Regions from separate parts of the Homo sapiens genome. Here region 2 is linked to region 1. Evidence: read pairs that join two places in POLR2A ChIA-PET (ENCODE). Cell type or tissue: PC-9. All regions are shown on one strand. Each heading gives the region's core, and the rest is flanking DNA. Links, peaks and the distances in the headings are about the cores only. Region 1 overlaps DNAJC27 (DnaJ heat shock protein family (Hsp40) member C27). Region 2 overlaps EFR3B (EFR3 homolog B).

Evidence for each region. Peaks named below come from ENCODE experiments on the same cell type or tissue, not always from the same donor. Only the 100,000 strongest peaks of a DNase experiment are listed, where the experiment ranks them.
Region 2: POLR2A ChIA-PET joins it to region 1 with 25 read pairs; 4 of 35 experiments call an interaction of 5 or more read pairs at or near these places.

The regions. Positions count from the first base shown.
Region 1 is chr2:24,935,823-24,952,058 of GRCh38, forward strand. DNAJC27 (DnaJ heat shock protein family (Hsp40) member C27) reads right to left here. Exons shown (of 7, transcript NM_016544.3): 6 at 15,572-15,732; 7 at 7,820-11,926. The coding sequence ends at 11,794. Among named protein-coding and RNA genes, the nearest start is that of ADCY3, 24 kb to the left of the region's middle. In PC-9, for the core only: no CTCF peak of the experiment used is centred there; no DNase peak of the experiment used is centred there.
Region 2 is chr2:25,077,283-25,079,782 of GRCh38, forward strand. The region is part of intron 1 of EFR3B (EFR3 homolog B); the gene reads left to right. It also overlaps the pseudogene SUCLA2P3. Among named protein-coding and RNA genes, the nearest start is that of EFR3B, 36 kb to the left of the region's middle. In PC-9, for the core only: no CTCF peak of the experiment used is centred there; a DNase peak (open chromatin) is centred at 1,379; H3K4me3 peaks cover 405 bases; H3K27ac peaks cover 688 bases; H3K27me3 peaks cover 290 bases.

The DNA of each region.
Region 1 (16,236 bases), core at 8,147-10,646:
TGCTTCTCCCACCCCTACCAAAATCAAGTCAGGGTTAGCTCTTTTCCAGGAAACATTTTTCCTTTCTTTTCTTTTCTTATTTTTTTTTCTGAGTTGGGATCTCACCTGTCACCCAGGCTAGAGTGCAGTGGCATGATCATGGCTCACTATAGCCTCAAACTCCTCAGCTCAAGTGATCATCCCTCCTCAGCCTCCTGGGTAGCTGGGATTACAGGCCCAAACCACCACACCACCGCAAACAGATAATTTTTTAAATTTTTATTTTTTAACTTTTTATAAAGACAGGGTCTTTACGTTGCCCAGGCTAGTTTCAAACTCCTGGCCTCAAGTGATCCTCCCACCTCGGCCTCCCAAAGTGCTGAGACTATAGGCGTAAGCCACCATACCCATACTACTGAAAATTTCAGACCTGTGATTTCATCTCAAACCTTTGTAAAATGAGATGCCATAATCACTATTTCATGTAGTAAGAATTTAAGGTTTTTCTTTAATTAAAATAAAAGAGGGCTTACCCAGGCATGGTGGTACACACCTACAGCCCCTGTTCCTCAGGAGACTGAGGCAGGTGGATTGCTTGAGTCCAGGAGTTCGAGTCCAGTCTGGGCAACATGGCAAAAACTCGTCTCCAAAAAAAAATTACAAAAATTAGCTGGGTGTGGTGGTGTACACCCGTAGTCTTGGGAGGCTGAGATGGGAGGATCACTTGAGCTGGAAAGTGGAGGCTGCAGTGAGCCAAGATCACACCATTGCATTCCAGCCTGGGTGACAGAGGGAGACTCTATCTCAAAAAAAAATCTATATCTATCTCTGTATATAATTGCTTAAAAAAATAAGGGTTCAACAATGCCTGCTATTCCAAACTTTAGGAAAAGCCTAATTCACACACACACACACACACACATTTATTTATTTATTTATTTATTTATTTTTCTTTTCTGAGACGGAGTTTCACTCTTATGATCAGGCTGGAGTGAAGTGGCATGATCCCGGCTCACAAGTGGCGCAATCTTGGCTTACTGCAACCTCTGCCCCCCCAACCGGGTTCAAGCAATTCTCCTGCCTCAGCCTCCCAAGTAGCTGGGATTATAAGCACCTGTGACCACTCCTGGCTAATTTTTGTATTTTTAGTAGAGACAGGATTTTGCCATGTTGGCCAGGCTGGTTGCAAACTCCTGACCTCAGGCAATCCACCCGCCTTGGCCTCCCAAAGTGCTAGGATTACAGGTGTGAGCCACCATGCCCAGCCAATTCGCTAATATTTTAAAAATTAATTTTTATTTTTTCCTTTCCTTTTTTTGCAGGGATGGGGGGTGTTGAAGAAATCCCCCCAAAGAGTAGGTCTCTCCCAGCATCCCCACCTGTTCTTAGATTATTAAACTCTCAGTTAATGTTGCAGTGGAATTATATGCAAGAAGCCTGGGAAACCTAGTTTTTACTGGCTTTGTAAAATTTCATAAAATAATGGTCTTTCAAAAGGACCTCAGGTGTTATCTAATTAAATGGCCTCATCTAATAACGGAGGAAACCTAATCTCAGAAGGTGAATCCACTTGCCCAAGGCTACTCTATTAATGAACAGGAGAGATAAGACTCTATCCCAAGTCTTCTAATTTCAATTCTGCTGCTGCTGTGTTATGTGAGAGTAGAGTTTACGGATATGTAACTACCTTAAGTGGATTTGAAATCCCAGCCAGGGAGCACTGATTGCTATGTTAGCTTTCTGAAAAATTTCTAAGTGATTAAAAGCTTGTTTTCCCTGTAGTCTGAAATTTCTACTAATGTAAAGAAGCAGGATTTCATGACAGCCTAGAGTCACCATACTGTAAGAGGTCCCCACAAACAGCTTCAGAGTGAGCTTAAAAAAAAACTGGTGCTATGCTTAGTTTTTGGTTTTGTATAGCTTTTTAGATGACCAAAGTACACTGTAATTGACATTCATTTGGAAAACTCAAGCAATATAGACAGGATTGGACGAAAGTGAAACTATCCTAACCCCATTCCCTAAATTACACTTCCCAGGGACAAGCTTTAGAGTTTGGTGAATATAAACCACCTTTTTCTTGTGTAGTGCTAGTGAATCTAACACAAAATGCCTGACCACGTTTGGGGGCGAGGATGGGGTGGGAAACAGCCCTTTTAGAGCTTCCTGGGTTTTAACTATGACAAAAGAATGTTAGGAACATGAAAATCACTCAGAAACAAAATCCTTAGAGTGGGTCTCTCCCTGTCTCCTGCCTCATAGGTTATTTAATTCTCAGTTACTGACTTGGGTGGAGGTCCCTTTAGACATGATTTTCAAGCCATTCTGGAGGTATCAGAGGTCCTATAAGAGTTTAAAATTTCATTTAAAAAAAAAAAAGTGGCCAGGCATGACAGCTCACGCCTGTAATCTCAGCACTTTGAGAGGCCAAGGCAGGTGGATTGCTTGAGCCCAGGAGTTCGAGAGCAGCCTGGGCAACACAGGGAGACACTGTCTCTACAAAAAATAGGAAAAATTAGCCAGGTGTGGTGGCATGTGCCTGTGGTCCTAGCTACTCAAGAGGCTAAGGTAGGAGGATCACTTAGGCCCAGGAGGTGGAGGTTGCAGTGAGCCGAGATTGCACCACTGCACTCCAGCCTGGGTGACAGAGTGAGACCTTGTCTCAAAAAAAAAAATTAAAAAAAAGAAAGCAAGAAAAGAAAGAAAACATAGGCTCGGTGCGGTGGCTCACACCTGTAATCCCAGCACTTTGGGAGGCCGAGGCAGGAGGATCACGAGGTCAGGAGATCGAGACCATCCTGGCCAACATGGTGAAACCCCATCTCTACTAAAAATACAAAAATTAGCTGGGCATGGTGGTGCATGCCTGTAATCCCAGCTACTCGGGAGGCTGAGGCAGGAGAATTGCTTGAACCAGGGAGTTGGAGGTTGGAATGAGCCGAGATCGTGCTACTGCACTCCAGCCTGGCGACAGAGAGAGACTCTGTCTCAAAAAAAAAAAAAAAAAGAAAAGAAAACGTAATAAGTACATCCACCAAATTCCATATTCTAAAGCACTCATGTTAACTCTTTCTTGGTTTGGGCACACCTCAGAAAGAAGTTTCTGTCATTCCTCTGCATACATGCAGGATTTGATGAGGAAAATTATCTATGGTGGTCTTTTAAAAATATATAGACCTCTTTAGGAGAACTGCTTGAATCCAGGAGGCAGAGATTGTGGTGAGTCAAGATCGCGCCACTGCACTCCAGCCTGGGCAACAAGAGCAAAACTCCCTCTCAAAAAAAAAAAAAAATATATATATATATAGTATATATATATATATACCTCTTTATGTCCATCTAAGCAACCTGGTAAACAGGTACAATATGACTTATGAGTGGGAAGCAGAATATTTTAAAATTTGGATCCTGAGCCTGATAGTATATAGTGGGAAGCTGAGTTCTGAAAATGGGCAGTCTTGGGTTTTAATAGCTTTTTCCCCCTGCCCCCCAGGCTGGAGTGCAGTGGTGCAATCACGGCTCACTGCAGCCTTGATCTCCCGGGCTCATGTCATCCTCCCACCTCAGCCTCCTGAGTAGCTGGGACTACACGTGTGCCACCATGCCTGGCTAATTTTTGTGTTTTTTGTGGAAACAGGATTTCACCATGTTGCCCAGAGTGATCTTGAACTCCTGAGCTCAAGCAATCCGCTGTGTCTTGGCCTTCTAAAGTACTGGGATTGCAGGTGTGAGCTACCTCTCCCGGCGTGAATAGCTTCCTGTGTGGCCTCGGGCAAGGCATTTAACCCCTCTGAGCCTCGGTTTTCTCATCCATAAAATGGGGATAACAATATAAAAATAAAAGACATCCATGTTCTTAAGAGTCATTGGTTATTTCTGGAACTTCTCTTTGACTATCTTTCTTTCTTTTCTTAATTATTTCACTTTTTTTTTTTTTTTTCCCAGCTGGAATCTTGTTCTGTCACCAGGCTGGAGTGCAGTGGCACGATCTGGCTCACTGCAACCTCCGCCTCCTGGGTTCAAGCTATTCTCCTGCCTCAGCCTCCCGAGTAGCTGGGATTACAGGCATGCACCACCACACCCAGCTAATTTTTGTATTTTTAGTAGAGACGGGGTTTCACCATGTTGGCCAGGATGGTCTTGATCTCCTGACCTCACGATCCTCCTGCCTCGGCCTCCTAAAGTGCTGGGATTACAGGTGTGAGCCACCGTACCCGGCCCTCTTTGGCTATCTTTCTAAGGTTATTTAATATCTCATAATTTCTACCATCTAGCATCTTTCTAACTACCCTTCTCAAGACCTCAGTCTTCTACTCCATCTAATCAAATCTTTCTCTTCCTTTAGGCAGTCCCCAACCTCTGGGAGTCTTGTTCATTTCTTTGGAAGAGCGGCTTAGCTCTTTGCCTCACAGCACAATGTCGGAGTACCTTCCCTCATAGCTAAAATTTCATCAGGAAGCTGCATTAAACAGAGCTTCTGCCTAGCACTGCCTTCAGCACGAGGCCCAGCAAAAGCTCTTAACCCAGTTTCCTTGAATACGATTCATTTTCTTGGGCAAGGTGCTCTCCTCCACCAGCATCTGTGAGCAGGAGAGATTACCATCTTAGATCTAAACCCTGCCATCTTCCTCAGGAGGCACAACTGCCTATTCGCTTCTTCTAGAAGGGGTGAAGTTACCAATGTGAACTTACAGATTTGTCCTAATAAAATGTTGCTTTTAGCTCTTTAATATATAGGGGTCCCATGTTGGAGTTTACTAGAAATACAGGGTTTAGTCACTAAAAAAACAGTTGACAACCACCGACTTGGGGCTTTTCTGTTTGCTCCCTGCTGGTCAGAAGGGAGACAGTTTCTTCTATTTTTCCTTTTTTTTTTTTTTTTTGAGACAGAGTTTCGCTCTTGTCGCCCAGGCTGGAGTGCGTGGTGCGATCTCGGTTCACTGCAACCTCCGCATCCCGGGTTCAAGCAATTCTCCTGCCTCAGCCTCCCGAGTAGCTGGGATTACAGGCATGTACCACCACTCCCAGCTAATTTTTGTATTTTTAGTAGAGATGGGGGTTTCACCATGTCGGCCAGGCTGGTCTCGAACTCCTGACCTCAGGTGATCCACCTGCCTTGCCTCCTAAATTGCTAGGATTACAGGCATGAGCCACCGTACTTGGCCTTATTTTCCTTTTGAACCACTAAGATCCTTTCTTTCTTCAGTATTTATTCAATTAACTTTTCATTCTCTCATACTCCAAAACTAGCAGAATGTTTACATCCTGACATCTGAGGACATAAGACCTTCTCATCTTAATTTCTCTCAATCATAGCAGATTTTTACATTCTCTTCCTAATACAAATACGTTCATGAGTTACAGCTGCTGATTTTATAATTACCAACGAATTGCTTTTGGATGCAAGGAGACATTTTCTTAAAGTCACAGCATTTAGAACAGTCAACTGACCAGAATTTTAACAAGGTGGTATTATAGGTACACATTGGTTTATATAACTAAAACAACAAACTTAGATTTTAGATATTTTCCCTTAAAATGAATCCAGCTTTCAACTGCTTTAGAAGAATTTGTTAATATTTTCATTATAAATATACAAACTTGTATATAAAGAAAGCCCTAACTAAAGGTTGGAACTGTTTCCTTTAATTATTTTATTTTATTTTGAGACAGAGTCTCACTCTGTTACCCAGGTTGGAGTGCAGTGGCATGATCTCAGCTCACTGCAACCTCCGCTTCCTGGGTTCAAGCGCTTCTCTTGCCTCAGCCTCCTTAGTAGCTGGGACTACAGGTGTTCACCACCACCCCCAGGAAATTTTTGTAATTTTAGTAGAGACGGGGGTTTCGCCATGCTGGCCAGGCTGGTCTTGAACTCCTGACCTCAAGTGATTCCTGCCCCCACCTTGGCCTTTCAAAGTGCTGGGATTATAGGTGTGCGCCACTGCGCCCAGCTGGAACTATTTCCTTTAGGCCAACCTGAAAAACTGAGCTTGGCATAATGATAATGGTTGCGCTCTCAAAAAAATAAAAGCATTTAACAACCTACATGATCTTCAGTATATAGTAGCAATAAGAGTATTAATTCTGAAATTGTATATCTTGAAGATTTCTAAAAAATGCAAACTTGCTTCTTCAGAAATAAATTACAGAAAAAAAGAAACTCTTCAAAACACAAATTTTAAAAAATGACACTAGACTGTAAGCTCCACAGGGCAGGGATTTTTGTCACTTCTGTGCTCTGCTAGATCTCCAGTGCCTAGGACAGGGCCTGGCACATGGTAGATGCTCAGTAAATACATGGTGAATGTATATATATATATATATATTTGAGACGGAGTCTCGCACTGACGCCCGGGCTGGAGGGCAGTGGTGCGATCTCGGCTCACCGCAACCTCTGCCTCCCAGGTTCAAGCGATTCTCCTGCCTCAGCCTCCAGAGTAGCTGGGATTACAGGTGCCCGCCACCATGCCCAGCTAATTTTTTGTATTTTTAGTAGAGACAGGGTTTCACTATGTTGGCCAGGCTGGTCTCGAATGCCTGACCCCGTGATCCACCCACCTCGGCCTCCCAAAGCGCTGGAATTACAGGTGTGAACCACTGCACCCGGCTGGTGAATGAACACTTTAACAATAAAGTTTGATTAAAAATTTAAGAAATTACAGGTGCCCTCGATAGACAATGGATCAACTGGAAACTAAAAAGCCAGATAATTTTGCATCTTAAATTGACCCTGAAATGAACTGAGTAAGTCCAGTTCTTTTCCATTTACAACTGGTTATTGGTTTAAAAAGCAGCCAAAGACTCCAGTTGAGAAAAACTAAGTAATTGGATATATTTTAATACATAAAATGTTACACTTGTTAAATGTTACTGACCATAGCTTTCTCATCCCTGCTTATGATCCTTGTTGGCTTTTATTTTCTAACATTCTTTAGGCTGCAGGTAACAGAAAGCAAACTCCAACTAAACTGAAGCAGTAAACAAGTGGAAGGACTCCGAGGTGGCTGACGAGCTTGACAAACAAGCTCACGGGCCCTCCCTCAAGGACTAGAAGGCAAGGCTGAAAACCATCAGGACTCTGCCTCTCGCTGGATGTCTGCTTCATTCTCAATTTTTTCCCATGAGGTTGGAATCAAGGTTGTCAGCCATCACTGGGACTTCTTCCTTTCCTGAGAGAAAGTATCTTCCTAGCTTCAGTTGGAGAGATCCTAGGGAAGGACACCTATGTGACCTATTTGGGGTCACATTCCTGTCCTGTGGACTGGTGTCTGTGACCAGGGAGGAAAGATGGGAAAGAACTTGAACTTTGAGGCCGGGCGCAATGGCTCAGCAGTGGCTCACGCCTGTAATCCCAGCACTTTGGGAGGCCAAGGCAGGTGGATCACGAGGTCAGGAGATCGAGACCAGCCTGGCCAACATGGCTAAAATTACAAAAATCTACTAAAAATACAAAAATTAGCCAGGTATGGTGGCGGGCACCTGTAATCCCAGCTAATCGGGAGGCTGAGGCAGGAGAATTGCTTGAACCCAGGAGGTAGAGGTTGCAGTGAGCTGAGATCACACCACTGCACTCCAGCCTGGGTGACAAGAGTGAGACTCCATCTCAAAAAAAAAAAAAAAAAAAAAGAAAAAAGACCTTGAACATTTTGAACGTCTCCCCCTTAGACCATGTTAGTAGGATGAAGAGGACAGAGTAGCTCCCCTGAAAGAGGGGTGGGCCATTCTCAGGAATGTCTTACTGAGGGTCACAGTCGGTGAGGAACTGGATTGGCATCTAGCTTAGTATGTTTTCCATTAAAGACCAGTGTTTCCACAAATAAATGCAGCCCACAGACCGGTGTTTGATACTTGGCTTTACTTTATAAAAATACACAACTTAAATACATATGACACTCTGTTTACAAGACATAAACTGGTAGATTTAACATTTTCAGTTATTTCAACAGAAAGAAAATATGTAAATTACCTTGTAAGAGCAAAGAGTTCATTTATAGACTCTGCTTTCACAGTTAAGGGGGAAGAACGCCCAGGGGCAATCAATGCAGGAAGCTAACCAACACTGTCCAGCTCTCCAGCAAAACTCATCTTGCCAACAGGGCCTCTATTGCACCGCCTAATATTGCACTGCTCGTTAGACACCATCTCACTTATCCATGTCACCAGTGTAAGCTTTTGTCTTCTCTAGAAAAGTTTAATGGAAAAAAACGATGTACAAACAGTAAAACTGTATCTTACAATTGTGCTAAATACCAATTATGAGAAGTACGAACCTCTCTTCACTTTGCAAAGCTTGCAATGGAAAGTGGTTAGCTATATTTTGCAGCTAAGTTCATTTTCAAAAGTTTTACAAAACCTTTGATTCAGAGTAAGCTTGATGGGGTACAGTGGCAAAGGAGGTGACATTCCCATGCCTAGTGGAATTAGTTGTAAGACGCGCACTGTCACTGTCAAAGGCAACAAGCACATGGCTTACAGCTCCACCTTTCTAACTTTTGGCAAAATCCCTCCCTTCCCCTTGTGATGTTGTCATTGTTCAATGGGGCACAGCTCCTTTTTTTTTTTTTTCTTTTTTTTAAAAAACTGATTCAGAGCTTGCAGTGGCTGCTTACTTACTCTGGCTATCTTTCAGAAATTTAGCTGCCTTATCTATAGCTCATTTAACTAACAGTGAATTAGGTACTAGTTTATAGGTATAAAGAAATAGTTACTTAGTTGAGAATTCAATATATGAGAACATACTAGAGTAAGTTTCCTGAGGTAAAAGTATGCCTTAAAGAATGATGTGCAATCTATAAAACTGTAGCATTTTCTCTTGGGTAGCAACACAATGACCCCCAAGTCTGGATTTTTAAATTAACAGGCTAAGAAAACTAAGGACACATTGATATAGAGAAATAAAATAACAATGCTGAAGTCAAAGAAATATTGACAGCTGAGATATCAATTCAAAAGGAGGCATGAAGGGGAACAGAGGAACAGAAGGAGGCTGTATTTTAAAGTGCTTAGGTAGGTTAGAAGATGAATTTGAAATGCCTCCAGGGATTTCTAACAAGTTTAAAAAGTGTTACTTCTTGGTGACTCAGATGTTGAAGACATGGCTTTTCTTTAATAATAGCTATTCAAACTTTTTATTCTTTTTTGAAAAACAAGATTCTCTATAAAAACGTTTTAGCCATTGTAATTATTCTGCTAGCTGTTACTCTCACTAATGTATTTTGAAATCCTAACTGGCTGAAGAATTTTTAATAAGGTTGAACTACAAAGCACACATTTGCACCAAGAATTTAAATTAATGCATAGATGTCTGTGAAATTCTGCATGAAGTTAGTGCCAAAAAAACCTTTCCATTGCAGATCATGCTTTATTTCTTAATATTCTGCTGAAGGATTATAGAAATCAGAAAAATTCTAGGACCCTGAAGCTTAACTTGCTTATTTTATTCCTTTTACGTAAATGAAGTGGTATATGGCCATTCTTAACATTAATAATGAAGGTGTTGGAAACTGAGTCTCAAGACCTAAGAATCAAGCTCAGGCTAAATTTCACCAACTCACACATAAGGATATGAGTGGGAGCACTAATGAATTTTCTCTGCTGTAATTGCTCATCTGTGCAATACGGCTGAATGAGGTTCCCAATCTAGTATTTAATAACAGTGATGAAAACTGGCACCAGCTTTCATAGAGGGCCACACATTCAGAGTTGTCGTGTCAATTCGGGCTGACGCTACCGTGCACGATCCCTCATTCATATGACTTCTACATTCTGCTGTGAGGACAGACATGTCTGAGTGCTTTCAGCATGATAAAGGCCTTCCTTAAGCAAAATTTAGGTCCCGAAGAACTCTGGGTTGGAGTTCTGTAGCCTCAGAAGCCAGTTAAAGGCCAGAGGAAAACCTCGCAAGAAATAACATATATCAATCAGTTCATTTAAAAAGTTGTTTTGATATTACCAAGATGAAAAGTGCGATGATAAAGCAACGCTCTGGTTTCCTGAAGACAAGCTCAGTGCAGCCCAAGTACAGGCATACAGTGAAAAGCTGCTGTGTGGAAAATCCACAAGGCTGCAGTGGGCTTGGATTGGAAGAAAGTGGCTTTTCTTCTTAGGAGGTAAGGTAGATGCTCTTTGGCAATCGATATGGGATAGCTTTTTAAAATTCACAGGACAGGAAGATTTTATATACTTTCAAGCCCCAATTAGTACAGCTAATTGAAAGTATATAAAAATGTGAATTAGTGTGGTTGCAGCTAAAAGTATGAGTGATGTAACAAGAATGACGACGTAATGAGTCAAGTGGTGAGACTAGTTCTATAAGCACCGTAAGGAGTGCCAGTCCTAATACATGAACTTCATCCATCCCTTGTATATCAAGGAGGAGACTGTGGTCAGAGAATGTATTTTGTAAGCTATAGTTTAAAAATATTACTCTTCAGAAATTTGGAGCCCAAGCAGGAATTACAGAGATTCCTCCCAACAGAGGCCCTGAGATCTCCCCTGACTGCCACCCAAAGGATCCACACTTGCCTCTGATCAACCAGATTCAGGCCAAGGCTTAGAAGAGGGAGGAGGCAGTGGCCAGAAGCCAGGGACTCTAGAGGAGAGAAATGATGGCAGATGTGGGGTTCAGAAAAAACACAAGACGGGAAGGGGAAGAGGGGAAAAAAGGAAGAAACAACACTGGTGAGGAAGTGTAGAAGAGGCCAACTTTGCTGAGGAGTGGCCCTGCCTTTCTCACCTGCCTGTGGCAAAGGCTGGCAGTAAGACAAGGGCTAAGCCTCATAAGGAGTCTCTCCTACTGCATCAAGCTTGCCCCAAGCTTGGCTGGCCTTTCCTCTGCTGATGTGCATAATCTTTAAGTGCGACCTCTAAGTACCTTTTTTTTTTTTCTTTAAGAGACAAGATCTTACTATGTTGCCCAGGTGGGACTTGAGCTCCTGGGCTTAAGCAATCCTCCTGTCTCAGCCTCCTGAGTAGCTGGGACTACAGGCGGATACTACTGCAGCTGGCTCCTCCAAGTACTTCTGTCTTGGGGCCTGATTCCTCATTCCCAGGTGCACAGTGCTCTCTACTGCTACCAGCAACCATTTCTATGGCAAGGGAAAGGCCTCAGATCCAGGGACAGGATAGGCAGCAGCCAGTGTACCTAGAATTTGTGGCTGCCACCACCTTTTCTCTTAGGACTGGCTTGTCTCTCCCACTGGTGGCTGCAGAAGAGGAACAGAGTGAATATCATAAAGGAATGCTCAATTCAGAACTGTATCACCTCATTTTACAAACTCCCAAAGGGCTGCCAAGAGTCATCATTATAGATCGATGGGTTAAAATACCACCTAAGGAACTCATTGTAAAAGCAGCAACTTGTCTGTAAGGTCACACCAAACTTACAGGGGTTCTGATGTTGTTTGCTTCCATTTTTGTTATTTTCTTCTCTGATGATGAATTCCGTAAAAAAGAAAAAGTGAAAGGGTCCTCTTGTCCTCTCTTCCCTCCTCCAGGAACCTTGTGGATTTCCCCAAGTGAAATGTCTAAGTGATACTATAATTACAGAGCTGACGAATGAGAAAAAAATTCAGAATTATCTAGAAATATGAAATGAAGTACAGGGTGTGACGCTCAGTTCACTTCATACAAATGCAGGTCATTTCTCAGTAAAATGTCTATGAAATGGGTACCTGAATTACTGATATACAAATGACAACACATGAATGAAAAGAGCAGTGAGATTCTGGGAAGGAAAACTCCACGTTGGTTATTTCACCTCTAGGGAAAGTCTGTTTGCATTTGAGTCCCACATGTGGCTTTTTTCTGTACTTTCTACTTGATGTTTTTCAGGAGGGCTGTCCGAGCATTCACAACTGCTTTGAAGGCATCTTCACTGCCAGGTGCTACACATTTGTCAGGGTGAAGAAGCACAGCAAGTTTCCGATACGCTTTATTGACTTCATCCCTGGGAAAAGAAGCCAAGATCTATGTTAGTAACAGAGTCAGCCCAACCCACTGCATGTTAGCTGTTTGGACACACATAGTATCTCTTACAGTGAACATATCCTAAATTATTACCCTTTCTCAAAGGCAGGATTAAAGGACTAGAAAACAGACAACCAACCAATAAATAGTATGTAATATATAACACAAATTGAAAAAGTTATTATTGCACAATGCAAAAAGTATATAAATGCTAACAAAACACTTAGTAAAATAATAATCAGATGAAAACAGGCAGTACTTGGCACCTCACAGGCACTCAGCATATCTTTGCTGATTGAAAGAATAAGGGCTTGGGCACCAGGGAAGGCATCCAGAGTTGCCTTCTGAAAGAAGGGGTTCTGGGAGAGAACCAACAGTGGCCTGGAATGGAGCCCGAACACAGCACAGACGGGAAGCAAAACAACCCCAACACCTGGGCCTGATAAACAATCACAACAGTAGGTGTTTCATGACAAGTGTGTGCTGGGAAAACTGTTTCTTGAAGTTAGGATACAGGAGGTTGTTACATAACCCAGGCATGAGTGAGTACAAGTTTAGATTAAGGTATTTATGGAAGGAAACAAGGGAAGATAAAAGATAAAGAAAGAAATGGCAGAAGTGGATGATGAGCTGAATATCCAGGAGGAGAAGATGAAAAGAAAGGGGCTGAAATGAGCTCCAGGGTCAAGGTCACGAGGAATCTGAGGCCCAAGAAGGTGACACCACTGAGCAAGCAAGGGATGCTGGAAAGGGGTAGTCCAGAATGACAATGAGCTCACGAGACCAAAGAAGAAACACGACAGAGATCAGTATTATCCAGAGAGGAAAGGAGCAGTAGCAGTGCTTCTCCAATCCGGCGGTTCCGATAAACCAGCAGCGCTCCAGGAGAGAGCTGCAGGCTTCTGAGCTCCTCAAAGAGCCAAAACTGGCTGGGGAGGGGCCTGGACCCATCTGTCCCTGTCCCCACTGGTCATCATCCTCTGGTGTCAGGCCTCCCAGAGGGCTCTAAGTACCCAGCCACTCCCCAGTCAGATTAAGCTCTGTCTCTACCAGATGGTTTTATTTCCCACCTTCCTTTTCTAATTCAGGGTTCCAGTGATCCTATAAGCTATATGGTGCTTTACCAAATGCCCTAGCCTTTCTCCTTTATTTTTATCGAAGGATTTCTAATGTGGCTCTCCAAGTCAGATGGCCTTTGATACCTTGGCTATGATGGAAAGTTTTATGTATCAGCTTGGAGAGACTGAGGTCATAGGGTCATGTTAACAGTTCTCCAAGTCTTAGGCGTACATTCTAGGGCCTTTTCTGCTTTCTGCTCTTAGAGGGGTCCTGAATTTTCTTGTTCTAGCAAGAACCTCCTTCTTTCATAAGGATACTCTGGGGGACCTTCCTGGTGCCCTGCGTGTTGTTTTTCTACATGTGTAATTCTGATAATTCGCTAACAAGAATGACATTCTCCCTCTCTGAAGCAATTTGAATTGTAAGAATTCTTATTTGTCCCAAAGACCCCGTGTCCTTGAGGAAGGTACAGCATCCTCCCTCTTCCCCACAAGGGAGTCCTGGGAAGGGCCCTTCCAGCCACTCTGCCTCCCCAGAGAGGGTGTCCACATGGGGTCAGTAGTTACACCCGGTCCTCTGCACTAAGAGTGCCTTTCAAGATTTGCAGGTAGCGGGAGAAACTCTCAAGATGTAACAAATACATCAATTCCGTTGAAGACGAAGATTTTCTTAAAGTTCAAGAACAGTAAACACAGTTAACAGTCAACAAATACCAAAACTCTCTGTAACTTAAGAAAAAAATGTTTTAAGGCTTTTTCCCAAATGTACTTAGTGCCATATAAAATTAGTTTGCTAGGCCCAGTGGAATAAAGGTAAGAGAAGCACATGTTTCTATTGGTTAAGGATATGAAACCTATAGGGGCCTGTAAGTTCTGGTAAATTTCAATTAACCAAAGTGAATACATAAGGAGCCCTAAGTTTCTTCTTTCTTAATGAATATTGTTCTAAGTCTACTAACAAGTAGATAAAGTAATTGTTTCTTAAGTTTAGAGCCAGTATCCCTTGGAGATGACACAGAAGAATTCAGAAAGAGACTATGAAGGCCTAAAAAGAAATGTAAAATATACAGATATACAGATTCAGTGCAATCTTACTGAAACCCTACTGGCTTTTTTTTTTTTCATAAATGGAGAAGCTGATCTTAAAATATATATGGAATTACAACAGATCCTTAATAGTCAAATAATCTTGAAAAAAAATAGGAAGACTCACATTTTCGAATTTCAAAACCCACTAAAAATCTACAATAAACCAAAGAGTATAGCACTGAAAAAAAAAAAAAGATCCCGATAAACTCTGTGCCCTACACGAGGTCATCTGAATTCCCTGACAGTTTTAAAGCATCCTCAATATCACCTGGTGAATGAGTGTGCCCAATAACAGTTTTCCCCTTCCCTTCCCCGCTTTCCTTCTGGACTTGAAGATACGCTGTGAGGTCAGAATGGAGAAGAGATGTGTAGTGCTTTGGGTGCTGACATGGCAATTTCAAGACATACTTTTTTCTTTTGTGAGAATCAAGGTGAAAAAGTAGGAAGGGTGAAGTATGTGGGGGGAGTCTGGGCGCATATTGTACTACACTACAATATGTGTAGTAACGGTAGAATTAGACCGTTGAAAGTTACATAACCATAATGAATAATAATTTAATTTTTGTACAAGCAACAAAGAATAGTGATTGAATTTTTTTCTTAAATAACTCTTTTGACTAAAATAATTAACATAAATACACACACAGAGGGCTGGGTGTGGTGGCTCACGCCCGTAATCCCAGTAGTTTGGGAGGCTGAGGCAGTTGGATCACCTGAGGCCAGGAGTTCAAGACCAGCCTGGCCAACATGGCAAAACCCCATCTCTACTAAACATATAAAAATTAGCCGGGCGTGGTGGCGTGTGCCTGTAATCCCAGCTACTCAGGAGGCTGAGGCAGGAGTATTGCTTGAACCCAGGAGGCAGAGGTTTCAGTGAGCTGAGATCACGCCACTGCACTCCAGCCGGGGTGATAAGAGTGAGACTCTGTCTCAAAAATAAAAATAAAAAAAAAAAATAAACAAATACACACACAGATGAGGAACTTGCAGGGCTTTAGAGACAAAGACAGAGACAGTCAAACATACAGTGTTCCAGGGTAAGAACCAATTATACCACTAACTCCGGGGATTCTTGAACATGTTTAATCTCACTGAATCCCAGTTTTCCCACCTATAAAATGAAATGTTTGACAAGTTGATTGCCAACGTGCTTTCCTCCTCTAACATTCTATGATTGAAGAATTCTCTTTTGTTAGTTCTTTTCAAAGCTCTTCTTGTTCCAGACAGATGAAAGCAGAGCATACCATTTCATGAAGTATTTATGCACGTACACGACACAGTTTTCTCACCAGGCAACTGTGCCCTCTATTTTGTCTCTTTGGTATTCAGCTAATTCAGTGAAACTGAGTCATTCTAATATATTTTCATACATCTTCGTATTTCCAGCCAACTGGAGGAAGATATACTGCACCTATAATTTTGGTGATGGAGTCTTTCTTTATGATAGCAATCAGCACTAAGTATCCCAGAGCGCTTACCTTGAGGCCCCAGGTTTGACTCCCAGCATGTCCCAACTGTCTTTACTATTTCGAATTCTGCGAATGGCATCTGCTTGTTCTTTGGTGAAACTAGCACTGCTATTGGTGGTAGGGCGTTTCCCGCCATTTTCACATAAATCAACTATGGATATATAAAAGGTCTACAAGAAGAAAACATAACCCAGGGTAGAAATGATTTTGTGAAAATAGGAATTCCTTTTAAGCATCAACTTAAAAGACTTTTAATATATTCCAGCAACTCTTAGAAGTCATGTATAAAGCAAATACACACTTTGGAAGATTTTTTTCTTTTATACTATTTAAATATATATATTCATATATTTTAATACACAAAAAGTATAAGGAATAAAATTAAAGTGGCTAATAATCCTACTTTCAGATAACCACAATTGAAGTTAAAAAGTAACAGATGGGCAGGGCATGGTGGCTCACACCTGTAATCCCAGCATTTTGGGAGGCCGAGGCAGGCGGATTGCTTGAGCTCAGGAGTTTGAGACCAGCCTGGGCAACATGGCAAACCCACGTCTCCACACACACAAAAAATACAAAAATTACCCGAGTGTGGTGGTGCACGCCTGTAGTCTCAGATACTTGGGTGGCTGAGGTCGGAGGATGCTTGAGCCCAGGAAGTGAAGGCTGCAGTG
Region 2 (2,500 bases), core at 1-2,500, 130 kb after region 1:
AGTTTTAAAACTTTTTTTTTTTGAGATGGAGTCTTGCTGTTGTCGCCTATGCTGGAGTGCGATGGCACGATCTCAGCTCATTGCAACCTCTGTCTCCTAGGTTGAAGCAATTCTCCTGCCTCAGCCTCCTGAGTAGCTGGGATTATAGGCACCCGCCACCACACCTGGCTAATTTTTTGTGTATTTTTAGTAGAGATGGGGTTTCACCATGTTGGCCAGGCTAGTCTTGAACTCCTGACCTCCTGATCCGCCTGCCTTGGCCTCCCAAAGTGTTGGGATTACAGGCGTGAGCCACCATGCCTGGCCGAAAGGCCTTCAGTAAGAAAGTAAGTGCTCACAATATAAGAAGAAATTCAGTTTTAACACTATCCTGTAGGATCCCAATTTTATACATATATATTTTAAAATATACATAAACATGGACACAAAAACTAGAACAAATACACTGAAATTCTAATAGTTATCTTTGAATTACGTGATTCTAAGTGATGTTCATTTTCTTTTTTCCCCCGTTTTATAAATTTATACCCATGAGCATCTATTCCTTTTAAATTCAGAAGCAAGGAAAAGGGGAAAAGAAAAGAGGGAACCTTTTTGTTTTTCTTAAAATTGTCCCCATTGGAGGGTTGTTGATTTTTTGTTTCATGGATTCACCAGTACTTACCAGCTGTCTCCACCCCTAGTGAGGCAGCTCACATCTCACCTCTTCCAGGAAGCCTTCCTAGATTCATTAAACTCAGAGATTTCTTCAGTTTTATGGACTCCTTAGTCTCATTGTGACATATCCTTGACCTTAAATGTGTGCAGGTTTTGTGTCCCCAACTACAGAGTAAGTTCCTTGATGGCAGAACCTGTCTATTTTAAACTTCTTTCTCTTCCCCACGCCACCCAGCAAGTGCCCTGCGAACTGCTGGAGTTCATTAATGTCAGTGAACACAAGTGCCTCGTGGGAGGCACTTGAATCAGATGCACCTCTCTCTCTGAACTTTGTTCCATTTCCTCCAATTCATTTGAAGCGGGTGTCCATGCCATTAGCCCTGGGTCAGATTTTATTGTAAATTGTTTAAAAAGAATTCCATTTGCTTTAGTAGGAATGATCAAGTCCAGCCCTTGTCTTTACAAGAAGATTGCAAAGCTGAGAAAATAAATACAAACTATTTTGAGCAAAAAGGCATTTTTCTTGGTGAATGCGGAGGAGGGAGTTGATGTTTATAAGAAGGAAAGGAGAGGCCAGGAGGGGAGGTGACTTCCCTGAGTCTCACGCTGTTCAAAGGCAGGTGAAGTCACACATCACGCCAGCTTCCCTCCAGCCCTGCTGGGCTCAGGATACTGTATTGAGGTCAGAAGAAAATGAGACCTAGGAATTTACAGTTTATCTTGGGAGAAGAAAAGATGAGTCACTGAAATAACTTCGCCTGAACAAGCAGTGGGAGAAGATTATATAAGGTAATACAGTGTGAAGGATGCACAGAAGTCGAGCTGGCAGAGAGTACGCTGTGCCTGTGGTCGGAGAGTGTTGTTCATGGAAGGCTTCCAGGGAGCTCAGCAGGTGTCAGGATCCGCCAGGTGTCAGGTCTGTGGCGCTGACTCTCCTGCCCCTTCAACATCTCCAGCTTGTGGCCGGTCCCTGTCACCAAAACATCCTTTCATTCACTGCCACGAGACTGCGTGGCTCCCCTAATCTGCTCTGCTTCCGACCTCCCAACCCTTCTCACTGTGGACTCTGGCTGCTAGACACAGAGTGTTCCAGGAGGCAGAGCATGAGTGAGAGGACCCCCTACAGTGGAGGAAGGACTTGAAGATGAAGCAACTGTCCCCACCTCTACTGGGGCATCCCTTGTTAAATCCTAAGTTGAATGGTTGACATTTAATGCAGCACAGGTCATGCTACCTGCTTGACCATGAAGCAAACTAAATTAAATATTTGCCTTAGAGCTACATAAAGAATGAATTGAAGTGAAGAGACTGGCCAGGTCCCCGGGACTGGGTGGCAGGTGTTCAGGAGGCTTCCAGCAAGGTGGCTGTGGCGAAGGAGAGCACAAGATGAACTTGGGAAATTGTTAGAGATATATTTTTTGGAAAGTGATGGAAGAATTAGGGGAGTTTCATGGCAGAGAAGAACATGCTATGTGACCTTGGGCAGGGCACTTAACCTCTCTGATCCTGCCTCTTTATCTGTAAAATGAGAATAATAGTATCTACTTTATGGGGTTGTTACGAGACTTATATGAAATATTTGTAAAGTGCTTGTCCTAGTGCTTAGTGCAGAGCTGGTGGTAAACCCTGGAATTTTTTTTAATTTATTTTATTTGTAGGACTCTTATCAATGAAGAACTTTGTATCCAACAATAATAAACAGACATATTGCAAGTTACATTTTGTAGGAGAAGCAAATAAGACTGGTTGCAACAAAAGAAATTAGTTACCTGCATTATAGGTTCTTTATACAAACAGTGTTCTATAAATAGAATTAAATGCAAACCAAATGTTTTTAAAAGTT